Regions from separate parts of the Mus musculus genome. Here region 1 is linked to region 2. Evidence: chromatin loops called from intact Hi-C (ENCODE). Cell type or tissue: left cerebral cortex. All regions are shown on one strand. Links, peaks and the distances in the headings refer to the core of each region. The heading gives the core; the rest is flanking DNA. Region 1 overlaps Tnr (tenascin R). Region 2 overlaps Tnr (tenascin R).

What was found. Peaks named below come from ENCODE experiments on the same cell type or tissue, not always from the same donor. Only the 100,000 strongest peaks of a DNase experiment are listed, where the experiment ranks them.
Region 1: a loop joins it to region 2, with 4 times the contacts of the local background. A loop is called at or near these places in 2 of 42 quality-filtered maps.

Annotation. Positions count from the first base shown.
Region 1 is chr1:159,662,367-159,665,279 of GRCm38, reverse strand. The region is part of intron 1 of Tnr (tenascin R); the gene reads right to left. Among named protein-coding and RNA genes, the nearest start is that of Gm31348, 120 kb to the left of the region's middle. In left cerebral cortex, for the core only: no CTCF peak of the experiment used is centred there; DNase peaks (open chromatin) are centred at 597, 1,561 and 2,373; H3K27ac peaks cover 1,282 bases.
Region 2 is chr1:159,613,182-159,616,094 of GRCm38, reverse strand. All of the region lies in intron 1 of Tnr (tenascin R), which reads right to left. Among named protein-coding and RNA genes, the nearest start is that of Tnr, 91 kb to the right of the region's middle. In left cerebral cortex, for the core only: no CTCF peak of the experiment used is centred there; DNase peaks (open chromatin) are centred at 778, 1,180 and 1,697; H3K4me3 peaks cover 681 bases; H3K27ac peaks cover 1,693 bases.

The sequences.
Region 1 (2,913 bases), core at 174-2,673, 49 kb before region 2:
GGCTTTCCTCCCTCAGTTCATGATCCAGCTAACTAATAATGGATGGGGTTTGCCGAGTACTCAACAGATGCCCGCATTCTAGAATTTTACACATCTTCCCATTCACTCCTCACACCCTCCATATGAGGTATGCAGTGGGTGGGCTCATTATGCTAATTTTATGGAGGAGGAGGCTGAGGCAGAGAGATTAAGCAACTTATGATGGAAGAAGGAGGAATGTAATAACTGAGAAAAAGGAGCTGTCAGGTTTCCCTGATTCTTGTGCTATTCTAAGACTCTAGTTTCATTGTAAGATTCACATGAGCTTAGATCCACGGTTGAAAACGGTAGCCCAGAGGCTAAATATTTGGTGTGACTATGAAGTGTTGAAAAACAGAAAGAAAAAAGGATATGAATTTATGAACATCATTTATAGTTGGATAATGGCATAAGAATTATTGATTTTAGGGTTTCCCCTGGAAGACTGGAAGAAATCCTAGACCTGGGCTTTTACGTAGCAAAAGCGAACTGAAGCTGGAGGTGGCAGATTCTTGGCAGACTCTGGGGTTCCCCATAACCCTCACTTCCTGCCACTTCTAATATAGAAGCCAAGCTCATCTGTCAGTGTGCTTGGTGCCCAGAACCATTTCAGTTTGAGACACCTCACCAGGGACATTTGCACTGCTTGGGGAATGAGTCTATAAATGAAACAGGCGCTCCAGGAGTCTTCTGAAAATCAAAGATCTTTCTAAATTAAAAGGATGGAAATTGTCAAAAATAACAAACCCTTTTTTTCCCCAGTGTGTGTGTGGGGAAAATCATCTGAAAAATTTCTCAAGAAAGAAACTATTTGGTGATATGGAAAAATCAGCCTGTGTTCTGCAACCCTTGAGTGGCGGCTTCAAACATTCAAACCTTGCCAAGACAATTTTCCCCTTTCAGATTCAACGCTGCTCCATTTATCTCAGTGGGGACTAAAGACCAGCAGAATTTGAAGTCATAAAACTGAGCCTCTTTGAATGATTTTGGTCAAAACAGCTCCTTTGTCAGCTGCAAAGTGTGCTTACTTAATGTTCTTCTGCTCCCTGAAGATCCTAAAGAGAAATTTCTAAAATTTCCCCAAAAACATTTCACCTCTGAGCCGATTATAAAACTGGAGAATTTCATTTGGAAAACAGGCGCATATTTCAGAGCCTTATCAGCTCTAGGGTAGAGGAGATTATAATGGAAGCAATGTTCCCCCTCCTTGCTTTAACTAAGTGAATGCCTTTGTGATCACTGCAATAATGATGCTCTGATTTATATAGCACCATTCATTCTTCAGAGGCCCTCAAAATGATTTACAATCATTATCTCATTAAATCCTCTCAGATATCCCAGGAAGACAAATAACCTCAAGAGAGATTATCCCTAGGAAAATATCTCCCTCCAAGAGGCGAGATGAGCTACTCATGATCCTAGTCCATGTAGCCCTGTGACAAGAAACAGTGTCTGGGTCTGTACAATGCCAGATGGAGTCTTGTGTAAGGATTGGTGTCTCCTAACTGATGTAAGACTCGATTTTGTCCCCCAATGTGTCCATATGCAGCTTCTAGAGGCCTGTGCAATGGGAAACCACATCTGGGTCTTCCTATCTGAAACTGTTTTTAGATCCTGTGGATAGAAGGGCATTCACCAGCTCTTGCTGAATGCATGAATGCTAGTTTAGTCTTAAGACGTCCAGCTGCACTTGATTATTCTGAAAGCTCAAATTGTACCCAGGAGATGAATTTCCCCATGTTTCCCTTTGCTTTGGAAACAGTAGAGTTTGTTCATAAATTTTTATACCTGATGATGATTTCAAGTGAGGAAAGAAACAAAGCTCTTGTTGAAGTACTCTAGGAGTGTGTGCATGAAGGCACAAGAGAGGGCAATTTGCTATATCAGTCATGTAAATTAAATTAGCATTAATACACTGAGCTCCAGGACAAAGGACTGAGCTAGAAAGATCAGTAGATAGCATTAGGAAAAGAATAAATAAATTTCAATAGAAAAGTCAACATTGACTCCTCTAGAGTCACATTATTTTAAGTTCTACTGTGCGTGTCATTAACATAGAATGGGGAAGGGTTATCCTTGGAAGTTTCTTTTTGCAGTGGGATGCAGTCAAAGGAGAGATGCAGAACTAGAAAATGTGCTGAGAATAAGAGACTCAATGCTCAGCCCATGAGACATGTGCATCAACTCTCCCCAACACCACCCAGGACCAGAGAGCATCACAGGAGCTGGGAGAGGCAGAAAGAAAGCAAGAGCTGAAGGATGCAGAGGAGTGCTCTGAAATGCCATCTTCCAGACAGGTTGTAATTATCGATTGCCTCATCCATGAGCTCAACAGTAGCTGAGGTTCCTTTCATAAAATGTGCAAGATCAAGCCTGCCAAAATTCTGGCATCAATGGGGCAGATAAGCTCTAGTTCTCACCCCTCCCTGAGGAGCTATTTACAGTTGATAGTTTCTGGAGTGGGAGAATCATTCATTTTTGATAGGCTATGGCAATTGGTAGAATTCTAGTGTTCCAGTCAAAGGTTCCACACTCATGAACATATGAGCAGCTCGAACCAGATTTAGTAGATTATTTTTTTAAAAAAAGACATGAAGTTAGGAGGGGGTTGTGTTGAGAAAGAAATGGAAGGTAATCAATCCTATTCCCCCATCCAGCAACCCTATGACATATATCACACCTAAGATATGTATGCCAAATATACAGTATATTCTCCATAGTACAGATCACTTATTAACTGGACCTTCTTCCCTGGTTTGCAAGGGCCATACCTGATTCAGAAAACTTTATGAGTGGAGACCTTTTTTAGAGGTCCACCTCAGGCCCTACATGTTTTGAAGCTGGTATTACTTATGAGGGACAATTGGTCTATCTCCACCTCTCCTTCCCTTCCCC
Region 2 (2,913 bases), core at 314-2,813:
AGCTGCCACATTCTATGGGCATTTGAGTTTTAATTCTTGATCCAGTACACTCATTCTTGTCTCAAATAGGGAAAGAGGCCTTGGTCAAGGTCATATATCAACTGCCTGACCAAGCCAAGAGTTGACACTGCCTTCCCAGGCCTCCCCGATCTCTGCAGCACACATTGAAGCCCTGAACAGGACGAATGGAACCATGCCAGCTCCTGATGAAGAAAGGACTCAGGAGCACACCCGAGACAAACTCTGCACCATTCACACAATTTTGCCCCAGGCTGGCTTTGCCTGAAATAATATTTGACAGCATCCTCCAGAAAAATCAATTTGTTTAAAACAGCAACTGATTTCACTCTGGGTGAAAATGTTTGGCATATGCAAAGAAGGAAGCCCTTTCTAACGTATGAACAAGCAGAATTATTTACCATTTACACATATACAACAAAATTGTTAATGTATGTTTTCTTAGAGGAGGGACATTTAAATATGAAGTATATGAGAATTTGGTTCTCTGAGAGCATTTTGCCCAGCACACAATGTCTTTCTTTGTTAGAACATTTGAAAGTGCGTTTGTCACTATTTTGTGCTTTTAAAAGGGGGAGGGAGGAGGAGGAGGAGAAAAAAAAAGAAAGAAAGAAAAGCTCATGATCTTGGGCTCTCATTTAGAATCAGAGCAATATGACAGGAGGAGGGGAAGCTGGAAGAAACGGCTCTGCCTAGATGAAGAAATCACAGGCAGAACGTTTCCAAGCTGCTAAACACCAGAAGGAGATAACAGGCAGTGTGTGAAATGCCAATTATGATGGGAACTATAATGGAAACAGTCCTAACAGCAGTCCACACTGCGCTTTGGAAAGCCTCAAGTGCCTGGCAGACTGAATCCTCCTGTGCTGGTGCTTTTGACCCGAGGCTTCCCTTTCCTGGGAGCCCTGCGGTTCCGGGGCCTCAGTAAGGTAGGAAGCCCTAAAGCAGCTCCCCAGAAAGGATACCCACCAGTCTCCTTCTGCCATGCTAATTACTTGGCTTCTTCTCTGGAGCACACCCCTGGTTCCCGGCCTTTCCCAGGGCAGTCTCTTGATGCACCCTCCCCTCTGCATTCACTGCACATGGCTGGAACCTTCTTCGCTCTCCTCATCCCTCTTCCAGCGGCTTCAACCTGCAGGCAAGACTCCAGCCTTCTCTTCAGTTTTCTCCTCCACAAAGCTTGGTCCATGGCACTCCCACCAATCAGAATTCCATTTTCCTTCTCGCTGCTGAGCTGTTGTAACTCCTTCGTGACACGCATCGTACTCTGCCTCGCTGCACAGCTCTGGCTCAGCTGTCACCATCCCTAACTAGATTGTGAGTGTCTCAAGATGGGAACAATGGCGCGGATGTTTATGCCTGCACCCCCACCCCCAAGTCTCTAGGGTTTTGTTGTTGTTTTGCTTTTTTGGCTATAAGCATTTGATAAATGTTTAATGGAAATAGGACTCTCTTTCTTTCTTTCTTTCTTTCTTTCTTCCTCTTTAAATGCACTGTATGTTTGGAACAAGAAGGTCCAGCCATGTGAGTCCAAGGAGGGAGAATAGTGTTTCATCCTGAAATATACCCGAGGTCACTCAGTCAACTTAACACAACTCAAGTGTGCTGCCCTCCCCGTCCCCCACAGCTGTCCCCAAATGGTAGCCTATGTTCTGGCACCCTGTGTGAGAGATGTGAATGGGCCAGTTGTAGTCTTTGCCATTCCAGTGTCTTTTCTCAGCTTAGAGAAGGGAGTGCTGTCCTTCTGAGGCCTCAGTATTCAGCCATCCTGACTACCCTCCTGTCAGACCATGCCATCAGCTGCTCTTCCTCACACTTGCCTGGTCTCCTTCCAGAAAAACAGACTGTCCTCTGTAGTAGTAAGGCAGAAACGACCTTCCTTCAAGTCTTCCTTCCCCCTCAAGCCCCCAGCCAAGCTCCCGCGCCTAGCCATGTCCTCTGCCTCTGTCATGGCTGCTCTTCTCATCCCAGAAAATGAATCGCCCTCTTCACTGGTGTTCAGCCTGAGACTTCAGGACCTTGACCCTTCCCTTTGGTGACCATCCCAGTTTGGCTCTGCCTTTAGAAAGCAGTTCCCAATTTCCTCCTTCTCCTCCTCTCCCTTACTGTTACTCTCTGCACACACACACACAAAAAGATACCCAGTAGCTTCAACCTACGCTACCTCAACAGCATCCAAACACCATTCCTGCTATCCTCCGACCCTGGGGGCCCTACTGACTCCCAACGGCAAGAGGGATTGCACCATAGGCAAAGCCAACCTACACGATGCCAGAAGTCCTCTCCAGGTTTCCATCATTCCAGATTGAATCCAAGGCCTCCCTGGGCAGGCTTCCAGCTAACCTCTCTTCCAAACTTGCATTTTTCCAGTTGCTCTAGCCTCCTGACTTGCTCTGGTGCCCTGCATCTCTCTTCTTGTGGTTATAGAATTGCAGTATCCCCTGTCCCAAACTCCTTCCCAGAGTACCCTCCTCCATAGCCAAGCCTCAACTCAATAATGCTCTCCATAGAAGTCTTTTCTTCTCTTGCTGCTTAAAGGACACCCAGCCCACCACCTGGTATCTCTCCTAATGACACGGTCTGCTGTTTGCTTCTCAGCATTCAACACTATTTTGGAATTATCTGACATAATGATGTTATTGTGCTATTTGTTTGTGTGAAGGCCATTCCCCCACCACTCTGCCATGAATTTTACCAGGGCAGACATCTTCGTTTTCTGACTTTACCTCAGAACCGAGGACTGAGCCTTGCATTGGGGCTGTGCCCTCTCCCATGCGTATGGCAAGTGGCTCCTCTCATCTCCACAGTGTTCCACACATATGTGGTGGCACACAGCTGTCTGCCCAGCTACCTTGATTACTCTGTGTGTACCTGCAGAGAATTGTCTCTACTTGC